2 separate regions of the Mus musculus genome follow, and region 1 is linked to region 2. The links are chromatin loops, found by intact Hi-C in ENCODE. Cell type or tissue: left cerebral cortex. All regions are shown on one strand. Links, peaks and the distances in the headings refer to the core of each region. The heading gives the core; the rest is flanking DNA.

The links. A loop is a pair of places that touch in the nucleus more often than their neighbours do. Peaks named below come from ENCODE experiments on the same cell type or tissue, not always from the same donor. Only the 100,000 strongest peaks of a DNase experiment are listed, where the experiment ranks them.
Region 1: a loop joins it to region 2, with 5 times the contacts of the local background. A loop is called at or near these places in 14 of 42 quality-filtered maps.

Annotation. Positions count from the first base shown.
Region 1 is chr1:156,079,608-156,091,782 of GRCm38, reverse strand. Fam163a (family with sequence similarity 163, member A) reads left to right here. Exons shown (of 5, transcript NM_177838.3): 2 at 3,897-3,994; 3 at 10,370-10,391; 4 at 11,612-11,831. The coding sequence starts at 11,739. Among named protein-coding and RNA genes, the nearest start is that of Tor1aip1, 49 kb to the right of the region's middle. In left cerebral cortex, for the core only: a CTCF peak has its summit at 5,791 (motif pointing left); DNase peaks (open chromatin) are centred at 4,647 and 5,756.
Region 2 is chr1:156,533,396-156,545,570 of GRCm38, reverse strand. It overlaps the pseudogene Gm17975. Among named protein-coding and RNA genes, the nearest start is that of Abl2, 19 kb to the left of the region's middle. In left cerebral cortex, for the core only: CTCF peaks have their summits at 5,195 and 7,002 (motif pointing left); a DNase peak (open chromatin) is centred at 5,206.

The sequences.
Region 1 (12,175 bases), core at 1,788-9,787, 450 kb after region 2:
GGTGCCAACCTCTGGCCTCCACACACAAACTCACACATGCAATCTACCCCCCACCCCACCCCGGTCCGATACAACTTAGAAACGTTTAATCTGGGCTCACAGTTCAGAATGTTAACATCCATGATCATCCTGCTGGGGAGCACTGCATCAAACATGGCACTGGAACAGCAGCTGAGCACTTACATCCTGATCTACAGAGAGAGGGGGGAGGGGGAGAGGGAGGGGAGGGGAGGGGGGAGGGAGAGGGAGAATTAACTAGCAATAACATGGGCTTTTAGAACCTAAAAGTCTGTCCCTAGCAACTCTGTCAACTGGGGACCAAACATCCAAACATGGGAGAGCCCCTGGGGGCCCATTTCTTTCAAACCATCAAACTATCTGTCAAGAATTGGAGGTGAAACTTTGATTTAAAATAAGGGTATCGTTTTTTAAAAGACTCCCTTGATGTGGGGGCCGACAGTTAACAGGCAAGAACACTAGGTGAGGTTCAGAAAGGGAAGCTTATCCATCTGGTAACTGCGGCAGGGATGTTCTCAGAGGGATGCAATCAAGTCAGGAAGGCTAGTGGGGAGAGAGGGGAGGCCGCACTGCAGGATGTGGGAGAGCACCCCCTGTGAAGAGCACAGCTCAGTGGATGCTGTTGGACAGTTTGCACCAGGAACGGGGCCTTTTAGACATGTTTGATCTTGTTCTTTGGGCTTCAGGTGTGTTCTCCCAGGATGTCTTCTCTTACCCTCCTCCTGTCTCTCTCTCTCCTCCTGGCTCACATATGCAATCTTATATGCACGCACACACACACACACACACATACACACACACACACACACACACACACACACACACACTTGCAGAAATAAAAACAAGACAGCTTTGCATTTCAGAAGTGACTTTGAACTTTTAAACAGTGTCAAAACTGTCTAAAGCCTTTGAGGGCTTTTAAAGGTGGGTGAAATGCATTTTCATTATGAGATGAAAATGAGGCTTTAGGGGCCTAGGATTTAAAATTATGTGTTTGGGTGACAAGGGGTGGAGTTATAATGGTTACCCTTCACTGTCTTCTTGACCGTATTTAGAATCATGGATTCTGCCCCCTGTTCTTTTTCTGGTAGTGTTGAAGTTGCCTATCGTGGGCTGTGCTTGAATGTCTCGGCACAAGGACCTGCAGGGTCTTAGGACACACCAAGGCCAAGGTGACATGATAGAGACCCCCTTTTATGTCATGGCTTTGACTCTTCTTAATGCTCTGCAGGTGTTGTTTTTTCCAACAGCACACGTCTCTGGGAGCCTGAGGTTACTTATCTGGGGCAAAAGCAACTCTTCAGACCCTCATCTGAGAGTCAGGGCTCATCAGTGGGCACAGAAACAACAGATGCTTGAGCTTCAGCCCCACCCCCACCCTGCCTCAGCCTCCCTCTCTCACCAGCCTGGCCTGAGGCTTGCTGTCCTAGACAGTTTACAAGGAAACAACAGTCCCTCTCCTCCAGCTGCTAACCTGCTGTGTCAATTTCACCAGTTAATAAATGACTGGCGAAGGCTTAATTGCATCAGAAGAAATTGACATCAGCTGGTGCTTAGCCCCCACTCAATTAATTTGTGCTCCTAACAGGGTGGAGCAGGGGCAGAGGCCATTAATCACATACGTTGGTGCCAGCTGCAGCCTGCCTTCTGCATCTTTAGTCGCCCAGGAAGTGAATGAGGTGACCCTTTGGGGTTACTGATGGCAGGGCGGTCCCTTTGAGAGAGCAGAGATCTCTAGTTTAATGGAGAGTGGCTTTTAGTGTCCTTCCCCATCTATGCTCCACCTTCCAGGCTGATGTGCTCTGAATTCCCACCTCAGGACTACTAATGTATTCGGCCCGAAGGGCACCGAACCCAGAACCAGCCTTGACGTGGGTACCAGATGATGTCACTGATTCTACAAGGTCACCCCTCCTACATGCTTCCCACCCCACCCCTGCTGCCTCCAGACTGAAACCTCCCAAAGACCTCCATTCCTGTATCACTTCCCCAAAGGGCCAGACGGCAAGATGGCAAGATCTAAGCCTGGTACAATACAGACTCCGCCCACTGTGGGTGTGGCTCTGGGAGGTTTGGGCGGTCTCTGCCTCTTAACCTGTAACTTGGTTGATTGTTACTACAAACCTGCTTCAAGAAAGTACACTCCAGGGGACACCTCGGCTCCTGGTGAAATTTGTATAGCCCTTCTGGAAGGACAGACAGCAGGACCAGAGGCTCCACACCCAGTGCCTCTCCAGATGCATCTGTCTCGACCCTGCTGTGTGGTCGAGCAAGTTACTCATCCTCTCTGAACTTGGCTTCTCCCTGTTAAATAAGATGTTGGGGGCCAGCTCTTTTAAGAGTCTTTGCAAACCAGGCGTGGTGGCACACTCCTTTAATTCCAGCACTTGGGAGGCAGAGGCAGGCGGATTTCTAAGTTCAAGGCCAGCCTGGTCTACAGAGTGAGTTCCAGGACAGCCAGGGCTACACAGAGAAACCCTGTCTCGAAAAACAAAAACAAAAACAAAAAAGAGTCTTTGCATGTCTGTGACTCATATTTCTACACTGAAAGTCATGGGAGCAGGCTGGTTATGACTTATGACTGGCACTCTACAGTTTATAAGAACACCAGCAACTGTCTTTTGGAAATAAGATAAAAAGCAGCTGGATTGGGCTGAGGTGTGATTTGTGGGGATTGTTGTGATGTTTTGTTTTGATTAGAGGGGAGCTGGAGAGATGTCTTCGCTGACTATACTTTAAAAGGAATCTCAAGACCTTGTTCTTGAGCAAAGCCCCATGCAGCACGCTCTTTCCAGGGGCCTCTTGGTAACTCTTTGCTTAGCCCCTGGGTATCTGGGAGCCACCCACCCATTGGGATTGGCTCACTAACTATTGGGTAGAGCAGTGGATCAGCCACAGCTCTTCTCGCTAGTGGGTGGGAAGGAGGCCTTCACAGCTCAGCAATGGCTTTGCCAAAGAGATTTCCTCTCTAGCTCTTCACCAAATAACTGATTCCCCTTATGTGTGTGTGGAGTGTGGGGCTGGATCCTGAGACAGACACCTTGTATTTCCACTGTCCATTCAGCACATGGCCAGAATAGGGAACCTGCCTGAATACTCTGTGGTCTTCTGAGTTCTATTCATATGCTTTAATCTCACTCCAAATTCAGTAGGAGCACAGAAGGCCAGTTCCCACTTGATTCTTGACAAAATCTGCCCAAATAGGCCTTACAACATAACCACTGGCCGCATTAGAGCCAGCAAGGGAGGGAGTTAGCTAGTGAAAGGGAGTCTGAATCTTGAGCCTGTCCTTAGAAGGGACCCGCTACTGCTTTTGCATCAGGCATTCCCATTCATACCTGCCTTATGGTTCAAAGGGCAGGAACATCCTTGAGAAAAGCAAGCCTGAGTCGGGCATCTCCAGCGTCAGGAGCAAGAACTACCCAGAAGGAAGAGGAGGGTGATGTGTGGACAGGGTCACTCTCTGGGTGACCATCAGCCTTCTTTTCAACTTTTCCCAAGCTCTGCTCCCAAGTCCTACTGGCCTTAGATCTGCACCAACCCCTGAGCTCCGGCTTCAGAGCGTAGAGAAACAGAGTGTGCTCAGTGGTAGCTGGTTCCATAGATGTCACTAGTGATCAGATCCCCTCCCAGATACCTGAGGCTGAGCACCATACACAGCACATATACCTGAGTGGGGTTTGAAAGGTTGTAGGTGGGTTCCTGTCCCCACTGAGCCTCTTGCCCCCGTGTTCTCCTCCTGAAGTGGACGGAGGGTTATAGACAGCAGAGCTGAAAGAAGAAGGAGCTGAGTATGGTCTTCTAAGAACTGAAGAACTTCTAGCTTGTCTGACCAACCTCCACATCCCAGTAACCTTGCCCACTCCTGTCTTCTCCAGCAGGGACCCATGATGCCCTTGGCCATGATGCCTCCCCAGCTGCTATCTGCTCATGTTCAGCCTGCATGAGTGAGCCACCGCTGCTCCAGCTGTTTCCTGTAAGTACAAAGCACAGGCCGAAGCTTTCTTCCCAGAAGATCTGGGCCCCAGGTAGGAAGGGGGGTGCCGAGGGCCTGCAGTAACAGCCTTAGACTCAGAGAACAGGCCCTCAGAATTCTTCAGTGGGGAGGTTTTCCTTTGGGGACACTTTTCCTTCGGGTTAGCCACCAGCGAGTTGTTCTGCCCAGCTCTGAGGGGACCCGGGTGGGAACACAGGAACTTTGGTCTCCTTTTTATGAAGCTATTGAAGAGGCAGAGGGAGCCCAGCAGTAGCCTGGAGATCCTCCTGGCTCTCTGTACCTGCTACCCTGTGATTGAGATAGATCTCTGAGAAGTCTGGCCTCTCTGCCTGGGTAGTGAGATTTTATTTTATTTTATATTTTGGAAAGATGCAAGAAGGTATATTAATTGTTTTTTGCTATGAAACAAGTATAGCAGCTTAAAAAACTATGCACACAGAACATCTCAGAGTTTCTGTGAGTCGGGAATTCTGCTATGCGGAGCTAAGGCCACTGCTTCGGCACTGGTGGAGAGCCTGCATCTGAGGTGTGGGATTGTGGTTCCATCTGGAAGCTTGAGTGAGTGAATGGGAAACAGACTTACTTCTGTTCTCATGTGTGCATCTCATGAATGCTGTGATGGTTCTGTTACTTCTGAGCCATGGACAAAGAGCCTCAGCTTCCAGCTTGTGATTGGCCACAGTCTGCCTACACTCTCAGGTCACATGGATCTCCCAACATAGCAGCTCAGAGCATCTAAGCCAGCAAAGGGAGAGTTGCCTCGTGACAAAGGAGCATGCACCTTGAACCTGCCTATTCCCTTTTCATCCTGTTATTCCTATTATCTTTGTTGCCTTTTGCAGGTTCTTAGAGGCAAGTCATAGTTATATCCACACGGGAAAGAAGGGCAGTATGCAAGGCCACACACACACACACACACACACACACACACACACACAGAGGGGAGGCCAGGGCCTAGTGCAGAGAGGGAGGCACTATTCTTACAAGGGGAAGCCCTTGTCTTCTACAGATCCCAGCAGAGTGGACTAAGGCTTTCAAGGCCAGTATGGTGGCCTCACAGCTGACATACCAGCACTTGAGATCCTCATGCAGGAGGATTGCTACATGTTGCTTGGGCTACATAGAAAGCTCCGAGCCAGCCAGAGCTACAGATTGGGATCCTGCCTCAGAGAGAGGGAGGGGGGAGGGAGGGAGGGAGAGAAAAGAAGAAGAAGAAGAAGAAGAAGAAGAAGAAGAAGAAGAAGAAGAAGAAGAAGAAGAAGAAGAAGAAGAAGAAGGGGAGGGGGAGGGGGAGGGGGAAGAGGAGGAAGGAAGGAGGGAAGAGGAGGAAGAGGAGGAAGGGGAGGAAGGAAGGAAGGAAGGAAGGAAGGAAGAGAAAGAGAAAAAAGAGAAGAGAGAGAGAGAGAAAGAGAAAGAGAAAGAGAAAGAGAAAGAGAAAGAGAAAGAGAAAGAGAAAGAGAAAGAGAAAGGGAAGGAAAGGAAAAAGAAAGCCTCTGTCTTGCTAGCAGCCTTGGCATGTACACATTTTGTACGTGCCTTACATGTTTTAGGGGACATGGAAGGAGGGGGACATTCACTGACCTTATCATGGCATCATATAAATTCTCTCCAGCATGAGATTCATCTCCTCCTCCCACCTACCACCCAGATGCTTCAGGAACCACCAGAAACAAGGCCTAGCACACATCTGGGCAGAGCCAAATCCACCTTCAATGAGATGCTCAATTTTGCAGGTGGAATTAAAAGTTGTAGCTTGCTGACCCCTAGTGGTCAGTTAGTGTAATACCTGTCAGCCTGTGATGTGTTACTGGGAACCAATTTCCCAATTTTTATTAAGCACATAATACCCGCTGTGTATCATGGCACGGTGTATAGTGTTTGGAGCAGCAAGTGTGGGAAACAATGTAAGACAGGTTACAACTATTGGGGTAACCTACCCCCACACATATTGTATCAACCGGCTATGAAAGTGTGTCCCAGCCGGGCGGTGGTGGTGTACGCCTTTAATCCCAGCATTTGAGAGGCAGAGGCAGGTGGATTTCTGAGTTCGAGGCCAGCCTGGTCTACATAGTGAGTTCCAGGACAGCCAGGGCTACACAGAGAAACCCTGTCTCGAAGAAAACAAAACAAAAAAAAAGTGTAGAGCAGAGACTGAAGGAAAGGACATCTAGAGACTGACACACCTGGGAATTCATCCCATATACAATCACCAAACTCCGACATTATTGTGGATGTCAAAAAATGCTTGCTGATAGGAGCCTGATATAGCTGTCTCCTGAGAGGCCCTGCCAGATACAGAGGCAGATGCTCGCAGCCAAACATTGGACTGAGCATGGGGTCCCCAATGGAGAAGGTAGAGAAAGGACTGAAGGAACTAAAGGGGTTTGCAACCCTATAGGAGGAACAACAATATCAACCAACCAGACTGCACCCCCCCCCCGATTAAGCCACCAACCAAGGAGTACACATGGTTCCAGCTGCATATGTAAGCAGAGGATGGCCTTGTCAGGCATCAATAGGAGGAGAGGTCCTTGGTCCTATGAAGGTTCGATAGATGCTCCAGTATATGGGGAATCAAGGGCAGGGAGGTGGGAGTGGGTGGGTTGGTGGGTGGAGGAACACTCTCATAGAAGCAGGGGGAGGGGGAATGGGATAGGAGGTATCCTAGAGGGGGGAACCAAGAAAGGGGGTACCATTTAAAATGTAAATAAAAAAATAACCAATTTTTAAAAAGGAAAAGAAAAGAAAGTGTGTCCCAGCATTCTCAATTGTTAATCACTGTGCCAAGTGGATTCTCTGATATTATCATATTAAAAAGTTGTCACGGGGCGGGGGGGGGGTGTCACAGAAGGTCACATTGCCCTTAATCTTGCCAAGAGGCAACGCTGAGGTTTGGACTGGGCTTAGCCCTGCTCACAATGAGTAGACTGTAGAGCCTCTCCTACACTAATAGATTTTTTTTTCTAGGAGAAAGGAATGTGGCTTTTGATAAAGAGCTTGCTTGCCATAGGAGCTGGGGCAGAGGGACTGAAGCAGAGCAGGGGTTGGTCAGGGAGACCTGGTGGGGTCAGGGAGACCTGGTCAAGGTGGGCCTGGTGGGTCAGGGAGGCCTGGTCAGGGTGGGCCTGGTGGGTCAGGGAGGCCTGGTCAGGGTGGGCCTGGTGGGTCAGGGAGGCCTGGTCAGGGTGGGCCTGGTGGGTCAGGGAGGCCTGGTGGAGAGACATGTGTGGCTGAGGGACTGCCCTAGCAAACAGGCTAACATAACAGCCTCATACCATAGAGATGTCTCCATGTCTTTATTATTGAATCTCAGGCAGAACCCCCCCAAAGCCCCCGCAATATACACAACTTAGTAGAAGGCTTAAGGTATTTTTGCATCAAAAGAAAAATGGCTCCACAATTATGAGCCCTTGCTGGGTTTTTTTGTTTTGTTTTGTTTTTTTTATCCCCAAGAAGATCCTGATTCAATTCCCAGCATCCACATGGGTAGCTCACAGCCATGTGTAACTCCAATTCCAGGGGATCTAAAACCCTATCTGGCTTCCTCAGGTACCAGGTACACACATGTGGTGCACATGCATGCACACAGGCAAAACACTCATATGTTATATATATATATATATTCACTAGTACCCACTAGAATAAGACTTGAGAAATAGAATATGGAAAGGGGAAAGATATTGCGGTAGAATCCAGAATTGAGGCAAGGACTTGGGAATGGGGCAGCCAAGGAAGGTTGCTTGGTGCTTTGAAGGATGTGTGAGATCTGAACAAGTAGAGAAAGATGATCATATGCCACCAAAGCCCCTCAGGACTTCCCATCACCTCCAAAGGAATCGAGTCTCAGCTCCTCTTCTGTCCTGAAGCCCTGTAACTCGAAGTCTTCGGGACTTTTCTTCTACCCTCTTTGTACCAGAGTAACTGCAGGGAATTTCTATGCCTCTTAGCCCAGTCTGGTTCCCAAATAACTGACACAAAGGTCTATTAAGTTTATTAACAAGCTGCAAACCTAGGCTTGCAGGTTCTGAGCTATCCCAACTCTAAGGCTACTTCCCAGCCAGAGGACCTTCAATTTGTATCGCCCTGGCTCGCTCTGGTCCACGTCCTACTCTGTCACGGCTATCTCCTGGCAAATCCTCCTGATCTCTCCCCATGGTCTCTCTATCTTTTTTCCTGTGGTCCTTCGCATCCTTCTCTCTCCCTGGGACCCCTAGGGGGCTGGGATCCGAAGTCCAACCTTCCCATTTCCTCTGCAATTGTCTGAGAAGCTCTTTATTGACCCAAGGATGGCGGAGAAGAATGTTTACAAAACACCGAGACAAAACCAAAGTCGGCCTCTACCCATCTCTCGGTGTTGATTTCTCACCAACATTTGAATAATACAAGGATAGTCTTTACCCACTGCACAAGAACATCACTCCAACAAAACCCTGTTTACTTCATGCCTACTCCTAGTGAGTCCCAGCCTTCCCAGACTTTTTTAGTTCTCAGGGCCTTGTTCACCAGCCATTTCCCCTCCCCCTTCCTTTTCCTCCCCAATCCACCCCACCCCACCCCCGTGTTTTTCAACCCCTGGACTGCTTCGTTTCTATCAGCACCACCTTCTCTCAGCTTACAGGATTTATCTCGGACTTGTAAGATCAGTAATCAGCAAACACACACACACACACACACACACACACACACACACACACATACACAAGAGCCAGGACTGCTACAGGGAGCAGGAGCTTCAGCTGAAGGAACAATGGGGGCTGAGTAGAAGGTAAATGAAGGTGAACCTGCAGGAAAGTTGGGGAGGGCAGAGCCTTTGACGCTGGTGGTGATGGGAAGTCCTGAGGGGCTCTGGTGGTATGTGATCATGTTTCTCCATGTATTCAGATCTTACACATCCTTCAAGGCACCAAGCAGCCTTACTTGGCTGCCCCATTCCTGAGCTCTCGTCCCAATTCTGGATCCGACCGACCGCAGTGCCCTCCCGACCGCAGTGCCTTCCCATGTATTCCACTCTTCAAGTCTTATTTTGGTAGAAGCTAGTCAACTTAAAACTATGTATCTATTTTCAGGCAGTGCTAGAAAGATGCTGGAGTCACAGGCAGGCACAGGAGGGGCTGAAGAAAGGCCGAACCACAGTGGAAAGCACAGGTCTCACACACAAACCCAGGAAGGCTCGTTAGGAAGCCAGTACACCAGTTCAGCCTGAACTGGCACAGGGGACAGAAGACCAAAGACGACCAAAAGTCTCTGAGATAGTTCAGCCAGAACAGCGTGGCACCTCTGATCAGACTCATGTGCAAATAAATCTCCTGAGACTTTTTTTTTTTTAAAGATTTACTTATTTATTATATGTAAGTACACTGTAGCTGTCCTCAGACATTCCAGAAGAGGGCATCAGATTTCGTTACGGATGGTTGTGAGCCACCATGTGGTTGCTGGGATTTGAACTCCGGACCTTCGGAAGAGCAGTCGGCGCTCTTAACCACTGAGCCATCTCACCAGCCCCAAGACTTTTTTTAAAATGCAAATTCCCACTCCTTAGGCTCTGTGGTGAACAGGAGACACCTTGTTGCAAGCGCAGGCCCACACTGCTGGTTCACAGCCAGGTTAGTAGCAGCGAGGCTGCTTGGTACTTCTAAATGCAGTAGAAGCTGTAAAAGCAATGATAGAGTCTAGCTAGCCTGTATAAAAGACACACAACTCAGGTATTTTCTTTATAAACTCTAAGCCTAGATCAGGCAGATTTTGGAGCTGTTCTAACTTATATCCCAGCCACATGTCCCTTGATATTTGCTGTTTCTCCTGGCCACGTGCTCATGGTCCATCTCCTCATGGCTCCTTCCTCTCCTCTCCATCGCCTCTCTTCTTCATCTTTCCTCTTTGGCCTACATCTGCCTACACCTATCTACTGCCCAATCACAGGCTTTAGCTTTTTACTGACCAATTAACTTGGGGAGGACAGTTACATAGCATCACGTGGTGTACGCGATGATCTCCTCATGGGGTGAGCAACCAGATTTAGTGGGGGGGGGGCAGTGTTTAGTATTTGAATACATAGCTGCACCAGACCAACCCCAACAAGAAGCAGGCTTTCTAAGAGCACCTGGTGGGCAAATGGCACCTTTGAGTGAAGGAATGGGTACCCCTTCATCCAGGTGACCACACAGGATTCAGGGCTTGGTAAGTAGGGTGCAGCTGAGGCCTAGCTGCAGTGGAATCATGACAGATAGGGACAACTTAGAGCAAAATAGTGCCTTTTTCCTGTGGGTATTGAGTTTGAGATAACAGTGGATATCCAAGTGCTGTCGGGAGTAACATTCTCTTCCCAATATCTCTGTCCCTTTTGCTGTCTTACAGGTCATCGCTCCCTTCACTGAATGTAAGTCCTTGAAATCCTCCCTCCATCCTCAAGCCATGAAGCCACCACTGTCCAGCAGGGGTGTGGGTGGGGTCCCCATAGGCCTGGAAGCTCAGAAACCAGTTCTCACTGGCCTGCCAAAGGCCACAATGGCCTGACCCACAGCCTGCCTCTGTCCTGCTCATTTGATTCCAAGAACCAAGACCAGTTTTCCTAGCCTGGTCATGGCCTTCTTGGATCCAGAATGTTGCCTGCCAGCTCTCTCTGGGCTCATGTCCCCAACGTTTCAGAAGCCAATGATATTTGTCCCCAAGAGAGAAGTGATACAGAGCTTGGCTTGTAGGGGGAGCCAGGCTAGGTGCAATTCCAGGCAAATAGGTCAAAGCCTCAGGGCAGTGCCCCATATGCAGAACATGGATAGTGAGTAGCTGTCTCAAAAGGTTAATGTGACGATTCCTGAGGCATTGTGGGAAATGGGGAATACTTAGCATAACTCCCCACAGACAACGCCCTTCTGGTATTTCTTCTTCTAGCTACGAGAGCAGGAAGTCATGAAGGAGGTGAAGACTGAGGAGGAATAATAGGGTTTGTTTTGCAAGCATAAGGACCTGGGTTCAGTCTCCAAAGAGGACCCGAGTCTGCTCCCTAGACCTCACATTTAAAAAGAGTCAGATGTGATGACGGGCATTTGTAATACTAGGATGAGAGTCTGAAATAGGCAAATCCTGGGGCTCCTTGACCATCTAACCTAGCCTCCTTGGCAAGTTCTGGGCTAGTAAGAGGTTTTGTCTGAGAGAGAGAGAGAGAGAGAGAGAGAGAGAGAGAGAGAGAGAGAGAGGAAAGAAGACGGGGGGGGGGTGCATGTCTTTAATCCCAGCATTTGGGAGGCAGAGGAAAGTGAGTTCAAGGCTTGCCTGGTCTACAGACCCAATTCCAGGACAGCTAGAGTAACTTGGAGAAACCCTGTTTCAAAACAAAACAAAATAATAATGATGATGATAGGAACAACACCCACGGTTGTCCTTTGGTCTTCACATCTACCCCATATACACACAGGCACGCATATATACATAACAACAACAACAACAACAATAGTAACAATAGTAACGGAGGAGGCAAAGAGAGAAACCAGGTGACACAAGGAGAAATGGAGCAGTCAGCACTCTCTGTCTTTTCCCTCCTGCAGCGGAGGCCCCCATCCCACTCTGGGTTAAGCATAGCAAGTCCTCTCTGCCCTTCAGGAAACCAATGCGGGCCTGGGTCCACTCAGCTCCTGTCCTCCTGTCTACTGCTGTGCAGAGAATGTGGACCAACTACTCCTCACTTACCGGCATACATCTTTGCAGAGTTTGATGGGGCGCCGGGCGGATGACAGCGGGAACGGTTGTGATCACTGGCGGAATCCTAGCTACAGTGATCCTCCTCTGTATCATTGCTGTCCTGTGCTACTGTAGGCTCCAGGTCAGTACCGTGGGCCTGTGGTCAGAGGCTGGGGGGTTGGGGGGGACACACAGGCAAGCCACTTCTCCTCGATGGGGGCAGAAACTGGAGGCCCACTTTGGAGGCAATAATGCCCAAAGCCATAGAATATGGATATAAGTGAAGGAGGCTGAAAATTGAGCGTGTTCAGAAGGAAACTGTTCATCACCCCCCAGCACAGAGACAGACAGACAGACAGACACGTTTTCTGCACCCCACAGAGGCACCCCAGAATGTCTCCCTTTCACCTCTGAGATGGTGGCCTTGGTAGGAAAGTCACCGCCCTGGGAGACTGAGAACTGCTGAAGCAGCCTCCAACCCTGGCT
Region 2 (12,175 bases), core at 1,994-9,993:
AATTTTTTCTTTTTGTGTTTGGCAGAATCTTGAAAGTTGTTTTCTGACAGGATACCAACCCATCCCCCAGGAAATAAATTCATGTAATTTAAAATCCTTTTAAAGTTAAAAAGAGGGCTAGTGATGTACCTTGATGGGAAAGCCCTGGCCCAGCATGCAAGGCCCTAGGTTTCATCCCGAATACCACCAAATATAAACACAGCAGCAACAACAAAACCCTGAAGTCTTGGTTGGAATAAAGTCTTATAATAAAAGGGGCTTGCTGTGACTGTGCCCGAGCCTTCAGGTGTGAAGAGGCCATCATAAGGCTGGTGGATGCTTTCTGGGAGGATACTTGGAGCTGGTCTAGGTAGCTAGAGTAAAATCCATCTGAGACCTTAACTCCAGTGCTGGTGAGCTTACTGAAGAGCCTTTCCAAGTATAAGGAAGGGAGACACATGGTCTCTAGCTCTCCACATACAGGTTCATATAGGCTCGAGAATCTGGGCACTGAGAAAGCCCCTTGCTGAGATAAATATGGCAAAATCTTTGCAGACTGCAATGGTGTCTATATGAAGGTTGTTGTTCTAGCTAAAGTAATAAAATAGGAGAAAAATAGGTGGTCTAATTGTTGGGGAAATATTTACCTTCATGCATGACTACATGTAGAAAATATAAGATAGTTAGCTGGTTTTAGAAACAGTACTACAACTTGAAATACTAGATACAAGTAAAGACACATACTCTTGATATAACTGCATTGTAAAAGCAATACTGAGCTACAGACAGGACTGAGGTGGCTCAGCAAGTTTGCCACCAAACCTGATAACCTATTTGATTCTCAGAGCTCACATAATAGAAGGGGAGAACCGATTCCTACGATCTGTCCTAGGATCTCTACACAGACTCTACATAAATGCACACAAAATAATAGTAACTAAAATTAAAGGTTTAAAAGTAGTTCAAGGGCTGGAGAGATGGCTCTGCGGGAAAGAGCACTGGCTGCTTGCTCTTCCAGTGGTCCCGAGTTCTGTAGCCCAGCAACCTACATGGTGGCTCACACCCATCTGTAATGAGATCCGATGCCCTCTTCTTACATGTCTAAAAGTAGTTCAATAAGTAGAGAGTACTTTTGAAGAGAACTTAATTTTATAAAACGTAATTTCTAAGATTTTCTATCCTAATCCTAATTAAAATCCATTTCATATCAAGCAACTATTTTCGTATTTATGCTAAATTATGATGTGCACAGATATTTAGTCTCTCTAGTACAGCTGCATTCCATTTGATGCTCTAAAACGTTGGTCAGTCTGGTGTGGGCCATTCTCGCTCGCGTAAGTCCTCAAGCCCTTCTGTGCAGGTGCAGTGTCAGGGACTCGGGTTACAGCTGTAAAAAGAGTTCTTATCTATTCCAGGAAACTGTAGTCTTAGGGAGATATCGGTCAAGAAAACGGATAATTAGACTAGACTGGGTTAAGTGCTGAGGCAGGGAAAATGATCTACCAGCCGAGAAGTAGGACAGTACGGCTTTTCCAGTACAGGAATCCGGAGGACCCGCAGGAGTCAGCCTGAGAAGCTAGGCTGGGGGAAGGGAGGAAGGCAGCCCAGAGAGACCCTGGCAGCGGCAGGGGCAGGGCGGGTGGGCGGTGTGAAGCTTTCTAGCATCACCAAGTGTTTGTGTTTGCTGAGCACAGCAGAGGTGATAGAAAGCACAGAGGATGAGCCTGTGAGCGATCCCTGACCTGGAGATGCCAGAGGCAGGAAACATTGTTTCCACACAGGCAACAACAAAAGCAACAACAAAAGGGGGGGGGGGGGCGTTGGTGGTTACGCAGATGCAAATTCAGTTCTGTTTTTTAAAAAAAGATTTATTATTTGTTTTTTTAAAATATTTATTTATTTATTATATGTAAGTACACTGTAGTGTGTCTTCAGACACTCCAGAAGAGAGCATCAGATTTCGTTACAGATGGTTGTGAGCCACCATGTGGTTGCTGGGATTTGAACTCAGGACCTTTGGAAGAGCAGTCAGCGCTCTTAACCACTGAGCGACCTCACCAGCCCCCTATTTATTATGTGTATGTAAGTACACTGTAGCTGTCTTCAGACACACCAGTAGAGGATGCCAAGATGACATTACAGATGGTTGTAAGCCACCATGTGGTTGCTGGGATTTGAACTCAGGACCTTTGGAAGAACAGTCAGTGCTCTTAACCGCTGAGCCATCTCTCCAGCCCCGGTTCCGTTGTTTTGATTCCAGGTCCAGTTCAAGGTATGCTCCCCCTGCCTCAGCTACCTGTGTTGCTGGGATTACAGGCAAGCAGCAATATTCCGCTCAAGCTCAAGTTTCTGTTGTTGTGTCTTGCTTGTTTCTTTTGTTGTTTTGCTTTGCTTTTATGAGACAAGGTCTCATTATATAGCCCTGGCTGGCATAGAACTCAAGGAGATCTACCCTCCTCTGAGTGCCAGGGACAATGGAGTGTGCTACCACACCCGTTTTAGGTGACCTTTTCCGGTCATGTTTCTTGTTTTAAGTGGGCTGGAGATCACATGCTAAGCCAGCGTTCCACCATTGAGCTATTCCTCAGCACCCCCCTCCCCTTTTTCTTTTTCCAAGAGAGGGGTCTCTCTGTGTAGTTTTGGCTGGTCTAGAACTCACTTTGTAGACCAGGCTGACCTGGAACTCACATAGATTTGCCTTCCTCTGCCTCCCAAGTGCTGGGATTAAAGACATGAACTACCACAGGCTTATCTTTCACGTTTGATTTGAACTAGGGTCTCCCTGAAGATGTTCAGTCTGGCCTTGAAGTGACTCTGTAGCCCAGGCGGGCCTTGAACCTATGAGCCTCTTTCCTCAGCTGCTCAGTACAGGATTGACAGGCCTGTGCCACCAGGTTCAGATTTTGATCATTTTTTCCCCATTAATTTATTTATCTATTCACTTTACATCCAGATTGCAGCCCCTCCTACTCCCTATTCCAACTCACACAGCCTCTCCCCTCTTTCCCATCCCCTTCTCTGAAAAGGGGGAGGTCCCCCCGGGTATCCATCCACCCTGGCATATCAAGTCACTGTAGCACTAGGCACACCCTCTCTCACTGAGGCCAAACAAGGAGGGCCAGTTAGGGGAACAGGATCTGTACTCAAGCATCAGAGTCAGGGACAACCCCCTCCCCAGTTATTGGGGGACCTGGATAAGACCAAGTTGCACATCTGCTACATAGGTGTGTGTGGGCAGAGGGAGAGGCCTAGGTCCAGCCCATGTATGCTCTTTGGTTGGTGGTTCCATCTCTGGGAGTCCCAAGAGCCCAGGTTAGTTGACTCTCAGTCTTCCTGTGGAGTTCCTACCGGCTCCCAGTCCCTCAAGCAAGCTACCCTGCTCAACACACTTGTATTCAGGTGTTTTTTATTTTGTTTTAAGAAGTAAAATCCTTGAGTGCTTTCTTACTCAAGGATTTCTTTCTTTCTTCCTTTGTTTTGTTTTGTTTTGTTTTTGTTTTGTTTTGTTTTTGTTTTTGTTTTTGTTTTTGAGACAGGGTTTCTCTGTATAGCCCTGGCTGTCCTGGAACTCACTTTGTAGACCAGGCTGGCCTCAAACTCAGAAATCTGCCTGCCTCTGCCTCCTAAGTGCTGGGATTAAAGGCGTGTACCACCACACCCGGCCCCTCTTCCTTTTTTTTTATTGGATATTTTCTTTATTTATATTTCAAATGTTATCCCCTTTCCCAGTCTCCCCCCTCCTGGAAACCCCCTATCCCATCTCCCCCTCCCCCTGCTTCTATGAGGGTGCTCCCCACCCACCCACCCACTCCCACCTCCCTGTCCTCGATTCCCCTACACTGGGGCATCTATCCAACCTTCATAGAACCAAGGGCCTCTCCTCCCACTGATGCATGACAAGGTCATCCTCTGCTACATATGCAGCTGGAGCCAGTCATGTGTACTTCTTGGTTGGTGGCTTAGTCCCTGGGAGCTGGGAGGGGGGTGTTAATTGATTGATATTGTTGTTCTATCTATGAGGTTGCAAACCCCTTTAGCTCCTTTAGTCCTTTCTCTAACTCCTCTATTAGGGACCCTGGGGCTCAGTCCAGTGGTTGGCTGCGAGCATCCTCCTCTGTATTTGTAAGGCTTTGGCAGGGCCTCTCAGGAGACAGCCATATCAGGCTCTTTTCAACATGCACTTCTTGGCAATCCACAATAGTGTCAGGTTTTGGTAACTGTATATGGGATGAATCCTCAGGTGGGACAGTCACTGTATGGCCTTTCCTTCAGTCTCTGCTCTACACTTTGTGTCTCTGCTCTACACTTTGTCTCCATATTTGCTCCTGTTAGTATTTTATTCCCCTTTCCAGGAAGGACTGGAGTCCTTTGATCTTCTTTCTTTTTGAACTCCATGTGGTCTGTGAATTGTATCTTGGGTATTCCGAGCTTTTGTGCTAATATCCACTTATCAGTGAAAGCATACCACGTGTGTTCTTTTGTGATTGGGTTACCTCACTCAGGATGATATTTTCTAGTTCTCTCTCTCTCTCTCTCTCTCTCTTAAAAAAAAGAAAGAAAAAAGAACAGGGTCTCACTATGTAGTCCTGGCTGGTCTGGAACTCATGGTGATCTACTTGCCTCTTTCTCCTAAGTAATGGGATTAAAGGAGTGTACCACACTCCACGTAGCTTTGCTTTTATATAAAGTTTCCTTGCTACTTTGCAAAGAAAAATAGTATGATAGCCTCTTCCTTATCCTGGACGACCACCGAGGCCTGCAGCTCCAAGATCAACAATGTACTAACCACACCTAAGAAAAACAATTTTGGACCAGATGTGTTATTGAGCACCCATTGTTCCAGTTACTTGGGAGCCTGAGGCAAAAAAGGTTGTGTGAGCTGCAAATTGCTAGACCCTGCCACAAGAAGAAGAAAAGGAAAAGAAAAGAAGAGGAGAAGGTGCAGGAGGGAAATGAAAGAATAAACATCAACACAGTCACGTCGACCAGAATTCAGTCGATACTCGGATTTCCTCAGTTGTCCCTAATGTCCTTCACGACTGTTCTCCCACCTATTATACTTTACTCTTCTCTTCTCTGTAATCATAAGTAGCCATAGATTAATATCAAAGCAGTTGGGCTTTGTCCACTGCGATCAGTGCTCTCTGATTTGTGACGGGATCTGTGAGGAAGCCATCTGGAAAAGCCTTTCCTGACAGACAGAACAGAACCATCCAGCAGCCTCTAGATGTCTCCCTTAGACAGAGAAATGACAGGGAGTGGCTACCAAGCCCTCCCCAGAGTCATCTGGCTCCAAAAGATGCATTTCCCCCTTCCTCTTATTTCTCCAAGGCCAATCTGCCTCTTCTACATTTGTTTCCTCCTAAAAATTGAAATGCAAGATTTCCTTCATTGAAATTAATTATCTGCCTGAATTTATCACATTTTAAGTAGACTGCCTACCATACCCTTTGAAGCTACTGTATTTCGTCTCAGACTTGAGGCTGCCTCTTCTTTCTTTTTCTGAAGATTTATTTATTTATTATTTATGTGTACCTGTCTGAGCCTGTATGAGTATATGGGAACCATTTACAGTGCAGAAACCAGCAGAGGACAGAAGACAGCTTTAGATCCCATGGCATTAGAGTTACTGACTGTTAATGTATGCAAGCAAGTTGGCCTTGGGGACTGAACTCTGGCCCTCTGCAAGAACAGTTAGCAGTCTTAACTACTCAGCCCTCTCTCCATCCCCAGACTGGAGATTTTAAAAGAACATGGGAATACTTGTGACTCACAGGTGGTGCTTTGGATCAAAACAAAGTGTAAAAGAATAATGAAGTCATCCACATGCATTCACACAACACATGTTCCTTAGGTATTAATAGGTGAGAGGTTTGGAAGAGACTCTTGGGCATGTGTGCATGCATGCCACACACACACACACACACACACACACACACACACACACACACACAAAACAAGAACAGAAATACATTCTGGAACCCATATGATCACATGGGATATTCAATATCATTGCTATATAGTCTAACCTCTCAGAGTAGCTTTCTCATCTGCAGGGCATTCCCAATAGGAAAGAATAGTATAAAACTCAGGCCTAGCCAGGTGGTGGTAGCACACACCTTTAATTCTAGCTCTCAGGAAACAGAGATGGGCAGATCTCTGAGTTTGAGGCCAGCCTGATATACAGAGTTCCAGGACAGCTAGGGCAACACAAGGAAACCCTGTCTCAAAAAAACAAAACAAACAAGACTCAGACTTAAAGTGTCTCTGTCATGATCTTTCAAGTTGTAAAGGTCCTTTACTAACATTTTTGACTGTAAGCCCATGCTGAATACGCAGATGAATGTTCACAGGACATCTGAAAGACCTTTGGGGTTACAGCGGGGGTAATCATTTGTATGGTTCCATTGGGCATTCGATGGAGCCTCAAAAGCGAACTCCAAACTAGCCAAGGGAAAAATTGCTTAGTTCTACCTAGCCTGGCAGGGTGTCATAGGCCTTTAATCCCAATGTTGGGGAGAAGAGAAAGGCAGATCTCTGTAAGTCTGAGACCAGCCTGGTCTATATAGTAAAGTCCAGGCCACCCAGGACTGCATACTAAGACCCTGTCTCAAAGAACAAAAAGCTTATTTTGGAAGAGACTAAAGCCCCAAACTCAAAAGCCAACCTCAAAAAGACCTTCTATCATCAACATAGGTTAAAGAATCTATAATGTCTTAACTGAACATAATCTTGCTGAGTTTAAATGGCCCTCCACTTAATCTATTAAAAAGAAGGAGGAGGAAGAGGAGGAGGAGGAGGAGGAGGAGGAGGAGGAGGAGGAGGAGGAGGAGGAGGAGGAGGAGGAGGAGGAGGAGGAGGAGGAGGAGGAGGAGGAGAAAATGTCTGGGACTGGAGAGATAGCTCAGCAGTTAAGAGCACTGGCTGCTCTTCCAGAGGTCTTGAGTTCAAATCCCAGTAACCGCATGGTGGCTCATAACCATCTGTATAATATGTGATCTGATGCCCTCTTCTGGCATGTAGGTGTATATGCAGATAGAGCACTCAGACATTAAATAAGTAAATACATCTTAAATGACCCTCTAGGTATTTAACATATACAAACAAGGCTGAAAACTGGGGAGTCAGTGCTTTTAAGAACAGTTTACATTTAGTTTCTATTTGGAGAGGTATGCGTGCACGGGCATGTACCACAATGTCTGAGCAAAGATGAGAAGATAGCTTGCAGAAGCCATTTCTCTCTCTCTCCATCATGTTTCAGGGATCAAACTCACGTTGCCAGGACTGGTAGCAAGCACCTCTACCCACTGAGCTATCTTGCCAAGCCCTCATTTTGTTTTTGGGTTTGCTTGTTTGTTTTCTATTTTTGAGACAAAGTCTTGCTTTGTGGCTCGGGTTGTTCTCAGATTCACTGTCCCCCTTTCTCTGTGTCTTAGATGGGGTGCCTATCGCCGTGATACAATACTGTGACCAAAAGCTGCTTGGGGAGAAAAAGGTTTATCTCCTCTCACAACTACCAGAGCACACAGGGAACTCAGGGAGGGGACTCAAAGCAGGAACATGGAAGTAGGAACTGACATAGCAGAAGCTAGGGGGGCAGGGGGACATTGCTTACTTCTTGCTCCAGGTTTGTTCAGCCTGCATTCTCATACAAGGCAGAACCATCTGTCCAGGGTTGGCACTGGTGGCCCGAGGTGCCCTCAGTCCACCCACAACAATCATTAATCCATGAATGGCTCCCAGGGCTTGCCTTAGGTCCATTTTATGGAGCGTTTTTCTCATTCACGATTCCGTCTTCTCAGATATAGCTAGGTTTGTGTCGAGCTGACAAAAAGGAACCAGCATAGTCTGCTTCCCAAGTTCTGTGACCACAGGCACTGTGCTGTCACGCACAGCCTTATGGGCCCTCTTAAAAGAATCTTTGCATTGCTGGGTGTGTGGTGCACACCTTTGAGCCCAGTGAATGGCAGGCAGAAGCAGGGGGATCTCTATGAGTTCAAGGCTTATCTAAAAAAATAAATATCTTTTATTATTTGACATCATTTTTCCTTTATTGTACTTAGATAAGTAGAGAGTAGAGACTTGGATTGTACTTAGATAAGAGAGAGTAGCATGGGATAGGACTAGATAGAAAGCCACAAGAAAGGGGAGAGGAATAGGGGTAATGGAGGGATGAAAATGACCAGAGTACTGTGTATACATGTATGCCACAGGGATAAATACTTTTTAAAAAAGGAATTTATATGGGCTGTGTGGAAGTTTGAATGAAGGTGGCCTAGAGGTTCATAGGACTGGCACTATTAAGAGGTGTGGCCATGTTGGAGTAGCTGTGGGGTGGCTGGAGGAAGTAGGTAGGCTTTGAGGTTTCAGAAGCTCAAGCAAAGCCGAGTGTCTCAGTCTTCTTTCTTACTGCCTGCAGAGCCAGATGTAGAACTCTCAGCTCCTCCTCCAGCTCCATGTCTGTTTGTATGTGGCCATGCTTCCTGCCTTGACAATAATGGACTAATCTATAAGCCAGCCCCAGTTAAGCGGTTTTCTTTGTAAGGGTTGCCATGGTCATGGTGTCTCTTCACATCAATAAAACCCTAACTAAGACAGGGTGTTCACTAGTGGTGCAAGGGGTGAAAAGACATCCAGACAGGATGGAGGTTGCTAAAGAGAAGCTCTGATGAATGGGATTTGAGGAATAGGTTTGGGCGATAGCATTTCCCCTCACATCTGTACCCTTTAAAATAATAATAGTTACTTACTGGGTGCTGGTCACTGTGCTTCAGATACTAAGCATTTATACACGTCTTTTTAAAACCTAATAATAAACCCATGTGCTATTATTATCCCAGTTCTCAGACAGGAAACTCAAGGCAGCCAAAATACTCAGTCAATAAATAGCAGCACCATGGGATTTTTGTTTGTTTGGTTTGGTTTGGAGATTTTTTTGTTTTGTTTTATTTTGGTTTGGTTTTGGTTTTTCAAGACAGGATTTCTCTGTGTAGCCCTGGCTGTCCTAGAACTCACTCTGTAGACCAGTCTGGCCTCGAACTCAGAAAGCGTCTGCCTCTGCCTCCTGAGTACTGGGATTAAAGGCCTGCGCTGCCACTGGTCAAGGAAATCTGTTTTTATGAGAACTGCTATAGTGCAAGTGTTTGTCACACTCTTCTGTGTGATCTTGCAAGCGCCAGCAAGCTCTTAATGTAGCTTTTGGGTTTTTTGTTTTGTTTTTATTTTTACTTATTTTTGTGGTACCTGGAATAAAACTGAGGGCCTTTACAAGCAAGGCAAGGGTTCTACCGCTAAGTCCTACCCCAGCTCTGATGTTGCTGTTTTATTTTATTTATTTTTGTGAGTATTTGTGTAGACGTGCTATGTACGGCACTTGTGGAGGTCAGAGAACAATTTCCAGAAATTAGTTCTCTTCTTCCAGTCCTGGGTCCTGCAGATTGAATTCTGGCCATGAGCATGGCTGCAGGCACCTTCAACCGCTGAGTTGACTTGCCTGCTCTGTGTAGAGGTTTAAATAGTCATGCTTTCTCCTCACTCTTCTCTTCTGCACCCCCCCACTTCTTCCTTGTTACTATTCTTTTCTTTTTAGATTTAAAAAATTACTTTTAAAATACTCGACAATTTCGTATATTAATACACGTATAAGCCGGGCAGTGGTGGCATACGCCTTTAATTCCAGCACTTGAGAGGCAGAGGCAGGCAGATTTCTGAGTTTGAGGCCAGCCTGGTCTACAGAGTGAGTTCCAGGACAGCCAGGGCTATACAGAGAAACCCTGTCTCAACCCGCCCCCCCCCCAAAAAAACCCCAAAACACGTATATATGGTCCTGGATGGTATACATACTATAGATGTCGATCATATTGTATTGGGTGTTTTGTTTGGAGGCTGGATGTGAGAGTTGTCAGTGAACATTACTGGTAGGGCATGATTTCTGAGCACGGAGGAAGCCCTCACAAGTTCAAGGCCTACTACTTGTCCAGAGGACCACACGCAGAGACATAGTTAATCCCACAGCCGTCAGAAATGAGCGCTTCTCATGTTTTCAAAACAAGAAGCCCTGCTTGTTTGAGATGTGGGTCTTCTGACAGCCAGGGACCTTGAACTTGGCCCTACACAGCCCTCGATCTCACGTTCCTAGTTCTGCAGCTTGGTGTTCATGAACTTGATGCTTGGACAATAGGAACCTGGCCACTGTGCTCTGGAGCTTCTCACAGATGCCCAGTTTCTGCCGGGAGTCTCTCATCCTCTGCACAGGACAGCATTGTGATGTCGATGATGGGAAAGGGTGGAGCCTCATCCGAATAAGACAGCCATCTTGCCACAACTGTACCTGCTGCTTGTCACACACATGGCCTCCAGGGTTTTAGAGGAGAGGCACTCATCTTCATCTGATACCTCGTGGTCACAGAGTGGGAATTTATCCATTTTTGGCTTCTTCCACCCCAGGTCAAAGATGCAGGAGCAAGACTTGGAGTATGACTTGGGTTTTTTTCTTTTGTTTGTTTTTTTTGTTTTTGTTTTGTTTTTTATTTTATTTATTTTTAAAGATTTATTTAATTTATTTATGAGTACACTGTTGCTGTCTTTAGAAACACCAGAAAAGGGCATCGGATACAATTACAGGTGGTTGTGAGCCACCATGTGGTTGCTGGGAATTGAACTCAGGACCTCTGGAAGAGCAATCAGTGCTCTTAACCACTGAGCTATCTCTCCAGCCCTTTCTCTCTCTCTCTTTCTCTCTCTCTCCCTCCCTCTTCCCTCCCTCCCTCTCTCCTTCCCCCCTCCCTCTCTCTCTCTCTCTCTCCTTCCTTCCTTCCTTCCTTCCTTCCTTCCTTCCTTCTTTCTTTCTTTCTTTCTTTCTTTCTTTCTTTCTTTCTTTCTTTCTTTCTTTCTTTCGAGACAGGGTTTTTCTTTGTAGCTCTGGCTGTCCTGGATCTCACTCTGTAGCCCAGGCTGGTCTCACACTCACAGAGATCCCCATGTCTCTGCCTCTAAAGATTAAAGGCGTGTGCTTCCACTGCCCAGCTTCTACTTATAATTATTATGTGTAAACAGAGGTGTGACATTTTTAAAATAAATGTCATTGCAAGGGGCTTGAGAGATGGCCGAGTGGTTTAGAGTATCTGATGCTCTTGCAGAGGATCCGGGTTTGTCTCCAGCACTGACCTGGTGGTTCATAACCATTTGTAATTCTAGTTCCAGGGGATTCAGCACTCTCTTCTGACCTACGTGTGGTACCAGGCACACACTTTGGGCACATGCATACATGCAGACAAAACACTCACATTTATAAGATCAATAAGTGTAAATAGAATCATAGGGTATAAGTAGAATTCTGACACAGCAGTTCTCTTGCTGAGCCTTGCCTCTCCTCCAGGCTCACACTATAATTATGCAGATCTAGGTTTCTACTGTTCTGCTTGGTTTTTTGTCAACTTGATGCAAGCTAGAGTTCTCTGGAAAGAGGAACCTCAGCTAAGAATATACCTATATCAGATTGCCCGTAGGTGCATCTTCAGGGGCATTTTCTTAATGATGGGTGTGGGAGGGCCCAGCCTACTGTGGGCAGTGCCGATTGGCTAGGTGATCCTGGATGGTATTAGAAAGTTCGATGAGGGGCTGGTGAGATGGCTCAGGGGGTAAGAGCACCCGACTGCTCTTCCAAAGGTCCAAAGTTCAAATCCCAGCAACCACATGGTGGCTCACAACCACCTGTAACAGAGATCTGATGCCCTCTTCTGGTGTGTCTGAAGACAGCTACAGTGTACTTACATATAATAAATAAATAAATCTAAAAAAAAAAAAGAAAGTTCGATGAGCAAGCCATGGAAGTAAGTCCACAAAGCAGCACTTTTTCGTGGTTTTGGCTTCAGTTCCTGTTTCCATGTTCTTCCCTTGAGTTCATGTCCTGACTTCCCTCCATGACGGAGTGTGACCTGTGAGTTGTAAAGTGAAATAAACTCTTTCATCCCCAAATTAGTTTTGGTTATGGTGTTCATCATAGCAATAGAAACCTAACTGGGTTGGACACTGGGCTATAGCCAGATATTTTCACAGAAGGGTATGAGACCTATCACCATAATGTCTCATTGGTTGATTGACTATGGTGCTTGGAACTGAAATCAGGGTCTAGTACACGCTGATACTCTACCACTTAGCCATTCCCAGCCCCTATTATTTTTTTCTTTTCCTTTCT